Linked DNA regions of Homo sapiens: all the other regions are linked to region 3. A link is a contact called in ENCODE Hi-C or POLR2A ChIA-PET data. All regions are on one chromosome and are shown on one strand. Each heading gives the region's core, a stretch centred on a gene start or an enhancer-like site at or near the end of the contact. The rest is flanking DNA. Distances are from core to core; before and after follow the strand shown. Region 1 has its middle 120 kb from the start of TBX3. Region 2 has its middle 220 kb from the start of TBX3. Region 3 overlaps TBX3 (T-box transcription factor 3).

What was found. A loop is a pair of places that touch in the nucleus more often than their neighbours do. ChIA-PET counts read pairs that join two places held with the same protein, here RNA polymerase II (POLR2A). Pooled maps may share reads with other maps.
Region 1: POLR2A ChIA-PET joins it to region 3 with 25 read pairs in HepG2. The contact joins two enhancer-like sites. POLR2A ChIA-PET finds 5 or more read pairs at or near these places in 2 of 52 experiments (HepG2 and naive thymus-derived CD4-positive, alpha-beta T cell).
Region 2: a loop to region 3 is called in a pooled map, with 2.6 times the contacts of the local background. The contact joins two enhancer-like sites. A Hi-C loop is called at or near these places in 1 of 50 pooled maps. POLR2A ChIA-PET finds 5 or more read pairs at or near these places in 3 of 52 experiments (AG04450, BJ and PC-3).

The regions. Positions count from the first base shown.
Region 1 is chr12:114,797,002-114,801,585 of GRCh38, reverse strand. No RefSeq gene overlaps it. Among named protein-coding and RNA genes, the nearest start is that of TBX3, 120 kb to the right of the region's middle. RefSeq lists enhancers at 1,260-1,760, 1,761-2,261. Within about 2 kb of position 1,910, at least 5 of the 41 ENCODE cell types and tissues checked have a DNase peak (open chromatin) inside an H3K27ac peak, as active enhancers do.
Region 2 is chr12:114,900,461-114,905,037 of GRCh38, reverse strand. No RefSeq gene overlaps it. Among named protein-coding and RNA genes, the nearest start is that of TBX3, 220 kb to the right of the region's middle. Within about 2 kb of position 1,482, at least 2 of the 41 ENCODE cell types and tissues checked have a DNase peak (open chromatin) inside an H3K27ac peak, as active enhancers do; they include PC-3, where a contact is called at or near this core.
Region 3 is chr12:114,667,323-114,671,481 of GRCh38, reverse strand. TBX3 (T-box transcription factor 3) reads left to right here. Exons shown (of 7, transcript NM_005996.4): 7 at 1-1,227. Among named protein-coding and RNA genes, the nearest start is that of TBX3-AS1, 13 kb to the left of the region's middle. Within about 2 kb of position 2,766, at least 16 of the 41 ENCODE cell types and tissues checked have a DNase peak (open chromatin) inside an H3K27ac peak, as active enhancers do; they include PC-3, where a contact is called at or near this core.

The DNA.
Region 1 (4,584 bases), core at 661-3,160, 130 kb before region 3:
GAATGGCTATTACTAAAAAGTCAAAAAACAACAAATGCTGGTGAGGCTGCCCAGAAAATGGAACGCTTATGCACTGTTGGTGGGAATGTAAATTTAGTTCAGCCACTGTGGAAAGCTGTCTGGAGATTTCTCAAAGAACTTAAAACAGGGCCAGATGCATTGGCTCACACCAGCAATCCCAGCATTTTGGGAGGCCGAGGTGGGAGAATCACTTGAGCTCAGGAGTTCAAGATTATCCTGGGCAACGTAGTGAGACCCCATCTCCACAAAAGAAAAAAATTCCCCACAAGTGCACATCTGTGGTCCCAGCTACTCTGGCGGCTGAGGTGGGAGGATCACTTGGCCCAGAGAGGTCGAGGCTTATAAGAACTTAAAACAGAACTACCGTTCAACTCAGCAATCCTGCTACTGAGTATATATCCAAAAGAAAACTAATCATTCTACCAAAAAGACACCTGCACTTATATGTTCATTGCAGCACTATTCACAATGGCAAAGGCATGGAATCAACCCTAAGTCCCCAACAACGATGAATTGGATAAGGAAAATGTGGCACATATACACCATGGAATACTGCACAGCCATAGAAATGAATAAAATCATGTTCTTTGCAGCAACATGGATGCAGCTGGAGGCCATTATCCTAAGTGAATTAATACAGGAACAGAATAGGAACTACCCCCTGTTCTCACTTATAGGTGGGAGCTAAACATTGGGTACTTATGAGCATAAAGATAGGAACAGATACTGGGGACTACCAGTGGGCGGAGGAAAAGACGGGGGCAGGGCTTGAAAAACTAACTGTTGGGGCCAGGCGCGGTGACTCACGCCTGTAATCCCAGCACTTTGGGAGGCTGAAGCGGGTGAGTCAACTGAGGTCAGGAGTTCGAGACCAGCCTGACCAACATGGAGAAACCCCGTCTCTACTAAAAATACAAAACTAGCTTGGCATGGTGGCACATGCCTGTAATCCCATCTACTCAGGAGGCTGAGGCAGGAGAATTGCTTGAACCCAGGAGGTGGATGTTGTGGTGAGCCGAGATCGTACCATTGCATTTCAGTCTGGGCAACAAGAGCGAAACTCTGTCTCAAAAACAACAACAACGAAAAATAAACTGTTGAGTACTATGATCAGTACCTGGGTGATGGGATCATTCATACCTCAAGCCTCAGCATCATGCCATCTACACAGGTAACAAACCTGCACATGTACCTCCTGAATCCAAAATAAAAGTTGCGGAGAAGGCCAGGCATGGTGGCTCATGCCTGTCATCCCAGCTGTTAGGGAGGCAGAGGCGGGAGGATAGCTTGAGCCCAGGAGTTTGAGACCTGCCTGGGCAATATAGCGAGATCCTGTTCTCCACAAAAAGGAAAAAAGAAAAGATTTTTTTAGAAGTGTAAAAGTTGGGAAAAAGGAAAGAAAAAAATCTTCCTGGCTGCCCATCCTGTTTTCTTTCTTTCACTACTCATCCTTTGGGGGTGAAGGTCCAGACAGCATGAGGACATAAACATATGACATTCCATAGATGTTTGGTGGCACTATTTCGTGTGACTACACTTCAAAAGCTTGTTTTCCCCAGCTGGGCCCCTGTTCTTCACTGTTTTGAGAATAAAAGATGGTGCCTTCATTACATCAAGTACCCAGGCTCCAAGGCCAACCAGGCACGCGGACTGGGCCTCCCTCCCAACAGTTGGTGGCCTTACTGAATGCCCTTTCAGCAGAGGGGAGCGTGGGCGGGGCTGGCAGAGCAGGCCCAGGGCACAGGGTTAGCCCTGATAACCTGAGATCAAAGCAGCCTGTCAGCAGTGTCAGCTGAGAGGCAGCCAAGACAAGCGATGCGGGCAGCTTCATCTCCCCGCTGGCCCTAGAGCAGGGGCGGGGAAAGCACCACAGTTCCCGGAAACTATTTCTGAACAGGCTGGAGGGAGCTCCTGGTGCCACTGCTCATTCCAAGCTGGCTCTGAGTCCGTCTCCAGCTCTCTCCTGCACCATGCGTGGTTTCCTCTCCCAGTTCCACTTTAGTTTTTTCCCACTCTTTCATCTACAATTTTCAATTTTTTAAAATTTATTTATTGATTTTTTTTTTTTTTTGAGAAAAGTTCACACTATTCACCCAGGCTGGTCTTGAACTCGTAGCCTCAAGCAATCTTCTAGCCTCAGCTTCCCAAAGTTCTGGGATTACAAGCATGAGCCACCGCACTGGGCTTTCCATTTTCATATAGACACATGCATACACACATAATTAAGATTTGTCTTCTCAGACCAGATGTGGTGGCTCATGCCTATAATCCCAGCACTTTGGGAGGCCGAGGCGGGCGGATCATCTGAGGTCAGGAGTTCGAGACCAGCTTGGCCAACATGGTGAAACCCCGTCTCTACTAAAAATACAAAAATTAGCCAAGCGTGGTGGCATGCACCTGTAATCCCAGCTACTCAGGAGGCTGAGTCAGGAGAATCATTTGAATGCGGGAGTCAGAGGTTGCAGTGATCTGAGTTCGCCCCACGCACTCCAGCCTGGATGACAAAGTGAGACTCTGTCTCAAAAAAAAAAAAAAAAAAAAAAAAAGGAATAAAAATAGATTTGTCTTCTCTTCCCTGAGACATTTCCCACTTTCAAAGTCTCTTAGTCTCTTTCTTTCTCACGGGTCCCATATGCAGGAGATGGCTACTGTCCTCTCTACCTCCCTGGCTAATACACACACAGCAGTCTCTCCTCCCAGTCTTCCCATTCTCATATTCACAGACACAGTTTTCTTCCAGCTTCCCTTACACACACGTGCACACACATGTGCACACACACACACACCTGCCCGGGTTACAGTCTCCAAACTCTCTTTTAAAAAAAGAATCCAGAGACAGCTGCCAATTAAAACAATAAAATCTCCTTGCCTTCCTTTCTGTTATTATGAACTCTGGGACCATTTCCACCAGCTGATGTCTGGATTTTTTTTTTTTCCTACAAGGTGTTGACCCTTTCATTTGCAGCTGGAATCAACAGCCACTGTTCCTCTCCAGCTGTGGCCCCTTTGTCAGCTGGGCAGCTCACAGCTGGCTGATTTTCATAGCCTAGCTACCTCAGCACTTTTGCAAAGAAAATGTGGGGGAAAGACCAGGTGCAGTGGCTCATGCCTATAATCCCAGCACTTTGGGAGGCTGAGACGGGCAGATCACTTGAGGTCAGGAGTTCGAGGCCAGCCTGGCCAACATAGTGAAACCCCATCTCTACTGAAAATACAAAAATTAGCTGGGCATGGTGGCGTGCGCCTGTAGTCTCAGCTACTCAGGAGGCTGAGGTGGGAGAATCCCTTGAACCTGAGAGGCAGAGGTTGCAGTGAGCTGAGATCACACCACTGCACTCTTGCCTGGGTGACAGAGACTCTATCTCAAAAAAGAAAAAAAAAGAGAAAAAGAAAAAAAGAGAGAAAGAAAATGGGAGGAAAGTTTGGAAATCTACCCTTCCAGTATATCATGAGAGATTCTAGAACCTTCCCCACACCCAAAGTTTGAATTATCTTCTCTCTCTACCCATGAACTCACACATGGTCTCTTCACTGTGTGTCCAGTTAGGTTGCAGGAAGAGAGAGGGAGAGGAGCATCCACATATCGCTACTTTCTGCTTTAGGCATCTGTAGGCCTCAGAACTTCATCTGTCATGCTGGCAGGGATGGTGGATGGGCAGGAGGGAGAGAAGGTGGCTCAGGGAGCCATGCCATTGCCGAGAGGCAAAGACAAGAAAAGAAGCATTTCGACCAGGCATGGTGGCTCACTCCTGTAATCCCAATACTTTGGGAGGCCGAGGCAGGTGGATCACTTGAAGCCAGGAGTTCGAGACCAGCCCGGACAACATGGTGAAACCCTGTCTTTACTAAAAATACAAAAATTAGCTGGGCGTGGTGGCGGGCACCTGTAATCCCAGCTACTCGGGAGGCTAAGGCACAGAATCACTTGAACCCCGGAGGCGGAGGTTGCAGGGAGCCAAGATGGCACCAATGCACTCCAGCCTGGGCGACAGACTGAGACTCTGTATCAAAAAAGAAAAGAAAAAGAGAATTTGGCTGGGCACAGTGGCTCACACCTATAATCCTACCACTTTGGGAGGCCGAGGCAGGCAGATCACTGAGTTCAGGAGTTCGAGACCAGCCCAGCCAACATGGTGAAACCTCATCTCTACTAAAAACACAAAAATTAGCTGGGTGTGGTGGCGCATTACTCTAGTCCCAACTACTCAGGAGCCTGAAAAGGGAGAATTGCTTGAACCAGGGAGGAAGAGGTTGCAATCAGCTGAGATTGTGCCACTGCACTCAAGCCTGGAAGACAGATTGAGACTCTATCTCAAAAAAAAAAAAAAAAAAGATGAAGAAGAAAAGGAGCATTTATTGAGCCCCTGCTGTGTGCTGCATGCTGTGTGTACCTACCTCCTAAATGCATTGGAAGCTGTCATTGAGAGGCAGTGGGCATGTGTGCACAGATCTTGGCTCACTGCAACCTCCGCCTCCTGGGTTCAGGTGACTCTCCTGACTCAGCCTCCCGAGTAGCTGGGATTACAGGCCTGTGCCACCAAACCCAGCTAATTTTTTCATATT
Region 2 (4,577 bases), core at 233-2,732, 230 kb before region 3:
TAGTCATGAGATGCATGGTGGGCTGGGCACCCTCCTCCTGACCACTTTAAACAGGGAGCTTTCCACCTGAGTACCAACTGTGAAAAACAGGCCCCACTTCTCTCCCATCTCACTATGCAGCTGAGTGACCTGCTGGGCAGGCACAACAGCCAAGGTGACTCAGCATTTGAGTCATCCCCTGTGTCCCACACATGTTCACACACACACACTCACATACACACACTTTCTCACACACACTAACACACATGCTCTCACACACTCTCACACATGTTCACACACATACACACACACTTTTATACACACACTCACATTCTCGCACACTTCCTCACACATACACACACTTTTACACTCACACATGTGCACACATTCACACACACTCACATACACACTTTCTCACACACGCTTACACACATACACTTTCTCACGCAAACACACATGCTCATACACTGTTTCTCACACATGCTCATGCATACATTCACACTTTCTCACACACACTTTCACATACACACTCGTACACATTCTCAGACTCATATACACATTGTCACACTCACAATCACACACGATTCTAACACACACTGATGTTCCCCCGCACACTTTCACACACTTACATGTACATGCACTCATACTTTCACACACTTTCTCCCTCACACACCTTTACACTCTCATACACTCACACATTCCCCCCACACAGTGTGCACACACTCTCACACTGTCACACTCTCACATTCATACACACTTGCCCTCTCTCTCCAGCCACTCATACTGTCACACGTTCCCACACACATACACCCTTTCACAAACATGTATGCACACACACTCCCACACAATCAGACATGCTTTACACACATGTACACACACACTCTCACACACTCACACATTCCCATGCACTCTCACACTTTCACACACACGCATGCACACACATTTCCACACACTCACACACTTTCACACACGTATGCACACACTTGCACAGTCACATTCTCACAGTCTCCATACACTCAAACACACGCTCACATTCTCATACACACATTCTCACTTGTTCGCATTCTCCTACACACTTTCATACACACAGCCTCATGCACATGCACAAGTCCCTCACACTCTCACACACTTTCACACTCATATATGCACACACACACTCACACTGTCACATTCTCATGCTCTCCACTCACACACTCACATTCTCACACTCACACATTCTCATCACTCTTCCACACATTTTCATACACTCACACATAGCCTCACACACATGCACACACAGTCTCACACACTTTCTCACACTCACACACTGTCACACACATACACACTCACACTCACACACACCTCATTTCATTTGAACCATGTGGATGAGCAGTTCCCAGGATCCACGGAGCACAAGAGGTTCCCAGAGGAGCCCGCAGTCTCCTGAACTTCCTGCTGAGCAACCATTGCCTGTATCTTGCTTCTCCCACCGATGATGTGGTGTGAAGGAAGAGGTGAGCGAGAGACAGAGAGGAGGGAGAGAAGGACAAAGGGAGGGAGGGAGATAATATTTTACAGGCTTCAGAAGGGATCAGGCATAGCTTTCTCTATCACGGCATCCCTTCGTGTAGTAGATTTCAAGAAATGCTTTACTGAATGACATTGAATTTCTATAAGATTCCCCCTCTCTGCTGCCTTTGTGGACCGGTCCAGTAAATCTCCCTGCCGTCCTAGGGCAGGGTAAAAGCAGAAAGGCGAAGTCCAGGCTGGAGGGCTTAGCTCAGGAGAAGGCAAATAGCCAGGCCATTGAAACTGTGAGTGACTGAGTTGGTATGTGAGGAACAGAAAAACGGAAAGAGGGGAAAGTCAGCTTACTCATAATACAAAGTTGTTACGAGGATGAAACAACACAGTGCGTGCTGAGCCCTCATGACAGGGCCCACATGCTCCTCACAGGTGCTGCATAAATAAATGCTAATAAGTTGTAAATCACAATGCAAATAATTGGAGCCGCGGTTTAGTGTCCTGTTCCCATCCCAGCCTGAATAAACGCTTAAGGTGCATTCACGAGGTGGGGTGAAGTGAAGCAGGCTGGATCTAAGTGAGCTATTCTCTCATTCATTCACTCAACATGGGGCCAGGTGTGGGTACACAGAAGTAGACACGTGTCAGGGCATGTGCACAAACAGATAAGTAGGGTACTTTCAGAGTGGCAAGTGCAATGGATGAAATAATAAGGCAATGGGGCAGAGAATGATGACTGGGTGGCGTGTGAGGATAGTTGGAGAGGGCCTCTGAAAAGGTGACATTGGAGCAGAAAGACCTAAGTGATGAGGAGCTGGCCATGCAGAAATTGGCAAGAGGGTCGCAGACAGTGGGAATAGCAGATGCAAAAGTCCTAATAAGAACAAGCTTGGCATGTCCAAGGGCTACATGGGGTGGGAGGAGGGGATCCCAGAGTAATTATTGAGTGCAGATGCTGGGAGAAGCTTCCCTGTTCCCATGGTGATCTCAGAGAGCAGGCTGGGTATCGATACTGGATCGGAGACGAGCACAGCTGGATCTGAGAGGGTGGACCTTACCTCACTGTAAGAATCTGAAGGCCAATGAATAATTTCACTTCCAATCTTGGACACAATGGTTTTCCATATGGGCAAAGACTCTAAATGAAGGCCATTTGTTCCAGAAATGCAACATGCTGCTCACTCAATTTGAAAACCTCCAAGGACGAAAAAATAAAGCTCTGTACGAAAGAAGATGCTTGGTAATAAACATGATGCAGCATTAGGACAAATACCTAATGCATGCGGGGCTTAAAACCTAGATGACAGGTTGATAGGTGCAGCAAACCACCATGGCACATGTATACCTATGTAACAAACCTGCATGTTCTGCACATGTAACCCAGAACTTAAAGTAAAATAAATCAAAATAAAAAATAAAGAAACATGATGCAGCAATGCTCACTTTCCAAACAAGATGATAACTTTATGTTTGTTTTTTCACTTGGGAAAAATGAAGCACAAAGGATGATCAAATGCTTAGTGAAGAATGAAATGCTTTTAAAGTCAATTCCGCATGCAACTCTGTAATCGTACCTCTGCATAGGAACCAGAACTGACCAGTAACACTCTAAAATAAAAATTTTGTTTTGTCTTTGGGTGTTAGGATAATAAGCGATAATTTTTTCTTTTTGCAAAATATTTTCAGTATCGTCACCCCACCTTTCTAATTTAAAGGGGAAAAATGTATAAACACACTCCGGCAACTTCCAATCTATCCCGGAGATGAAATTGGAGCAAGGGGGCCATTTCACAGCTTGCCTTAATTTTGTTTCATTCTTCTATACCCTAAGGAGGTTGTTCATCATTACCTGGCTACAGAATTGAATAGGTGTGAAATCCAAGCTGATAGCAATACATCACTCCCTATTGAACTTCAAAGCTCAGGCCAAACTGCCTATAAAAATAGTTTTCATTCCGTGCCTTAATCTCTTTCATACATTTTCATTGTGAGGAGGTTTTTGGGGGAGTGGATTTTAAAAGTTTTACCATCCTTTGGGTGAGTAATAGGTGACAGTCATGCATAGCATAGCCGAGCCGGGAGAGGGGCAGAAAGCCAGAGTTCCCAGAGTGTTAATTTTGGTTCATGATGAGGCCAAGCCTGGACCTTATCAGACACCTTTATCAGAGCAATCACTAACAAGGTAAGTACGAAAACCATACAAAGACTTCTCATAATAAATGTCTTAATAAAAGTATTTATCAACCGCCTACTGCGGACAAATAATTGAGCTGTGTTAGAGTGGACCGTTTTCTAATTCCACTGCCCTAAAGCCGTAGTGTTGTACAACAAAGAACCTGAAACAGCCCAGTGTGTTTAGGGCTTTGATTGCTAAGATGCCTAAAATTACGGCCTGCATCCAAAACTTCCTTTTTGCAAATAACTGTCTTTTCTGAGGAATGAGGGGTCCACTTATTACTCAATTATTCATGTTACTAGTTTTTATAATTAACTAGAATAAATTACAGAATATGAGGGTCTGAAACTGGAGAGTCATTTTTATCCAAAGAAGTTAAAATTTCCACCTGCAAACGTAGAAACAAGTTGTAAAGAATAATAACAATAACAATAACAAACATTTGTATAGTGCTTATGATGTGCCAGGCACTATTCTAAGTACTTTTGTGTTCATTGATTTAATTCTTCTGACAACTCTTTGAGGAAGACATTAACATCTTTTTACAGTGGAGGAAACTGAGGCACAGAAAGGCTAAACAACTTGCCCAAGGTCACACAGCTCTTAAAGAGAGGAAGTGGAATTCCAAACCGATGAAGTCCAGCTTTTATTAAAGCATTCTTCCACATTTTCAAAAACCATTATTATTACTAACTTAGCTACTGCTGATATTATGGCTATTGGCACTTTATAGTGTGTGTAAAATGTTTCTGTATCTCTGTCCCATCTGCCTTGCTGGATGTGATAAAGACGATTTGAACAGGATGTATGACTTCATTTCAGATGAGAAGAATGACACTCAAAGAGGTTAAATAAAGTTGTATTTGTAGTTGTGCTTATGACTTAGAAGCTTGTATTCACCACCCCTAATCCATGTGGA
Region 3 (4,159 bases), core at 1,517-4,016:
ATATATATTTTTCCTTCACTGTGTCAAGTGGAAACAAAAACAAAATCTTTCAAAAAAAAAATCGGGACAAGTGAACACATTAACATGATTCTGTTTGTGCAGATTAAAAACTTTATAGGGACTTGCATTATCGGTTCTCAATAAATTACTGAGCAGCTTTGTTTGGGGAGGGAAGTCCCTACCATCCTTGTTTAGTCTATATTAAGAAAATCTGTGTCTTTTTAATATTCTTGTGATGTTTTCAGAGCCGCTGTAGGTCTCTTCTTGCATGTCCACAGTAATGTATTTGTGGTTTTTATTTTGAACGCTTGCTTTTAGAGAGAAAACAATATAGCCCCCTACCCTTTTCCCAATCCTTTGCCCTCAAATCAGTGACCCAAGGGAGGGGGGGATTTAAAGGGAAGGAGTGGGCAAAACACATAAAATGAATTTATTATATCTAAGCTCTGTAGCAGGATTCATGTCGTTCTTTGACAGTTCTTTCTCTTTCCTGTATATGCAATAACAAGGTTTTAAAAAAATAATAAAGAAGTGAGACTATTAGACAAAGTATTTATGTAATTATTTGATAACTCTTGTAAATAGGTGGAATATGAATGCTTGGAAAATTAAACTTTAATTTATTGACATTGTACATAGCTCTGTGTAAATAGAATTGCAACTGTCAGGTTTTGTGTTCTTGTTTTCCTTTAGTTGGGTTTATTTCCAGGTCACAGAATTGCTGTTAACACTAGAAAACACACTTCCTGCACCAACACCAATACCCTTTCAAAAGAGTTGTCTGCAACATTTTTGTTTTCTTTTTTAATGTCCAAAAGTGGGGGAAAGTGCTATTTCCTATTTTCACCAAAATTGGGGAAGGAGTGCCACTTTCCAGCTCCACTTCAAATTCCTTAAAATATAACTGAGATTGCTGTGGGGAGGGAGGAGGGCAGAGGCTGCGGTTTGACTTTTTAATTTTTCTTTTGTTATTTGTATTTGCTAGTCTCTGATTTCCTCAAAACGAAGTGGAATTTACTACTGTTGTCAGTATCGGTGTTTTGAATTGGTGCCTGCCTATAGAGATATATTCACAGTTCAAAAGTCAGGTGCTGAGAGATGGTTTAAAGACAAATTCATGAAGGTATATTTTGTGTTATAGTTGTTGATGAGTTCTTTGGTTTTCTGTATTTTTCCCCCTCTCTTTAAAACATCACTGAAATTTCAATAAATTTTTATTGAAATGTCTTTGGGCCTTGTGTTAAATGTTTTTTCTTTGGGAACCTTTCCTGAAGATGGACAGTCAGGGGAGGGTTTAGTATCTTCTTGTTCTGAGTTTACCCCCTTCCCTTCGCCTTTAAATAATTAAGACCGCCCCCAGCGAACCAAAATGAGATGTCACTCAAGTTACAAAGCTAAAAACAAAAGTCCCTTACTTGAGCGAAGGGAGCCACTTCAATCTGAAATTACTTTTCCTTTAAATTAGGGAGCAAAGCAGGGAGACGGAAAGGGGCCTGATGAGAATACAGAAAGAAGGGTAATTTCAGATACTTTTAAGTTTTAATGGAAAAAGACTGATGTGCTCCCTAAGTCAGGTTTTCCCACCCGAATCCGACCAAAAGTAAGCTCGGCAAGTACGAATGTTTTTCGTTTTAAGCTCGCCCTCAGTTTTGACATCAATCTGGCGAATCCAAGTCGAAAATACCTTCTTGCACCAGTGTGTTTGGCTCGGGGAAAAGGCCAGCAGAATGCCCCAGCAGTCCGAGCGGGCTTGGCTAGGCAGCAACCCTCCAGGTTGTAGAAGTGGACAAGACGCAACGCCTTTCCACTCGGCAACCCCCCACACAGCCTGCAGTCCCTGGTGCCTCAAATTGAACCCGGCTGGCCCAAGGCGCCCCTACGAGGCCCCATCCATCCCGAGTTGTGCGTGCAAAGCGCGGCCAGCTCCGCGAAAACTTAGCTGTGTCACGCGAGGGAGGAGGGAAATTATCCCCGAAAGGGGAAAGGTAATTCCAGGGTGCACATTTCACCCCCTCCACGGCAAAAGTCACCCAGGAGGCTGACATCCTCCCCTAGTCTCCCCTTCAAACCCGTCTCCAGGCTGTTCGGGGAGTTGCCTTTTGAAGTTCAATTTATCTTTGAAACATTCAATAAAAAATGATGAGGCACTGTCAGTCTTTTGGTCTCCCGACCCCCAGCCTCGCCTCCGAGGTGTGTGTCTGTTGGGGGGCGGGGGCGGCACGGGAAGGTTCGAGGGTTAGTCCTTAGCCCTTTTCTTGCCCTGGGGGCCATGACGTGAAGACCCAGCTGGAGCCTGCCTGGCGGCTGCCTCCCTCCCCACCCCCCACCCGCCACCCCCTGGAGCCCGCCAGCCCGGCCCCAAGTCCCTGTCACCTTCAGGCCTCTTGAATGACCGGAGAGGAGGACGCCCCCTCCCTTCCCTCATCCTGTACTTGGAAGGGATCGAGGTCGAGACCTTTTGGAGAGCGGGGCAAAGCCCCTTCCATCTCTGGCCAGGCACGTGGGGACCCCTACAGCCTCCTCTGCGATGTCTCCGGGGGTGGGAGGGAAGACAGACAACCAGAGTATGTTGGTGCGGAGTCGCGGGGGGGGGGAGGGGCGGGGTGCGCTGCGGGGGTGGCAGGGCCTGAGCTGAGACGGGCCCTGGGGACCTTTGAGGCTGGGGCTCCCCCGAGGACTGGGAGATTTCCAGGGCGCGCTCCTTCTGCGCAGCGGCTACAGCCTGAAGGGGGCAGCTCTGGATCCAGCGACAACGCGCGGTGTCCGCGCCTCTGAGAAGGTGGTAGTTGGCTGGTTGCGCTCTCCCGAATTGGGGAAAAAAGAACTCAGCCTCCAAAAGGGAAGAAATGCTTTGCTTTTCTCTTCTTTCTCAGTCCAAATTTGCTTACCTCCTCCCTTCTCTCCCCCCGCCCCCGATTTGGGGACCCTGCTCAGACTTGTGTCCAGCCTCTCTTACTGGCGTTCCTCTTTTTTTTTTTTTTTTTTTTTTAATCTCCTGTGTATCTCATTTGTATATTGTGATGTTAATGAGTAACTCCTGTAGCGCTGATGGGCGGGGGGTGGAGGGGATGAACGGCTCGCAGTCTCTCTGGATTTTGCTGCCTATTACTCACCTGGCGCCGGTCGCAATCTCGCCGCAGGCTTTATGGTGGCTGCGGCCGCCCCAGAGGCCACTCAGGGCAGGCGCCTTCGCCTTTTTTCTGGGCTTCGAGTGCCACCTATCTGTCTCGTCTACGAATGCGTCCAGGTCGCCGCAGCTGGCTCGGCACCCCAGCGCCTCCCGGGTTCCGGAACTTGGGCGCTTCGCCTTCGCCCCTTCTCATCCCCACCACTCCCAGCCCCACTCCCCTCCTCCTCCGTCCCCAGCCCCATTCTCAGCCTCGGAAGAAGCTGCCTTCCCCTCTTTCCTGGATATCACTTTCACTCCCGTTTGTGCCTCAGATGAGAAAAACAGCCCTGCCCTCCTCTGGGTTTCCAAAGAATGTTAGAAAATTCAGTGCGGGAACCCTGGCTCGTAATTCTCTGGACAAGTTCCTTGCTGCTTGTAGAAATCTCTAGACCCTTGTTCTGGACCCCGCCTGGCGGGGGATAACCTGAATTCGCGATGGGTCGATAGAGAAAGGATACCTCCTTCCCCAACATACACACCTCAAATTCTGCCCTGGGGACAACTTGCCAGTACCAGGATGCTCTCTTTTTTACTCCACAACTTTGGAAGTTTTTGTTTTTTAACCTGGCCGCGTCTACAAGGACAAAGGCCATGACTCGCGGGAGCAGCAGTCCCTACGAGGGTCAGCTACCGCAGCCTGCAGGGCCCAGCACCTTCGTGACTTGTAGATTTAAGGTGACAAATGCGGGTGCCGGTCAGAGGCCTCCAACCCCTGCCTGTCGGGAAGGTCGGCTCCAGTCCTGGCTGCGCCCTGGAGTCTGAGACCCGCGGAGGGGAGGGGATGGGGTCGCCTTTTGCTGTGCTTTGAGCCGCGGGTGAAGGCGTCCGGGTTCCTGCTGACCTCCCGGCGCTAATTGCAGGGGCCGAAGGGCGCGCTCGGGCAGAGGCAGGGGTCACGACCTTGCGGCTCCCTCCTCCCGAGGTCCCGGCAACCTGAAGGAGCCGGGTGTGTGCAAGAGGGCGTGTGTGTGTGCGCGCTCGCGCGATTAG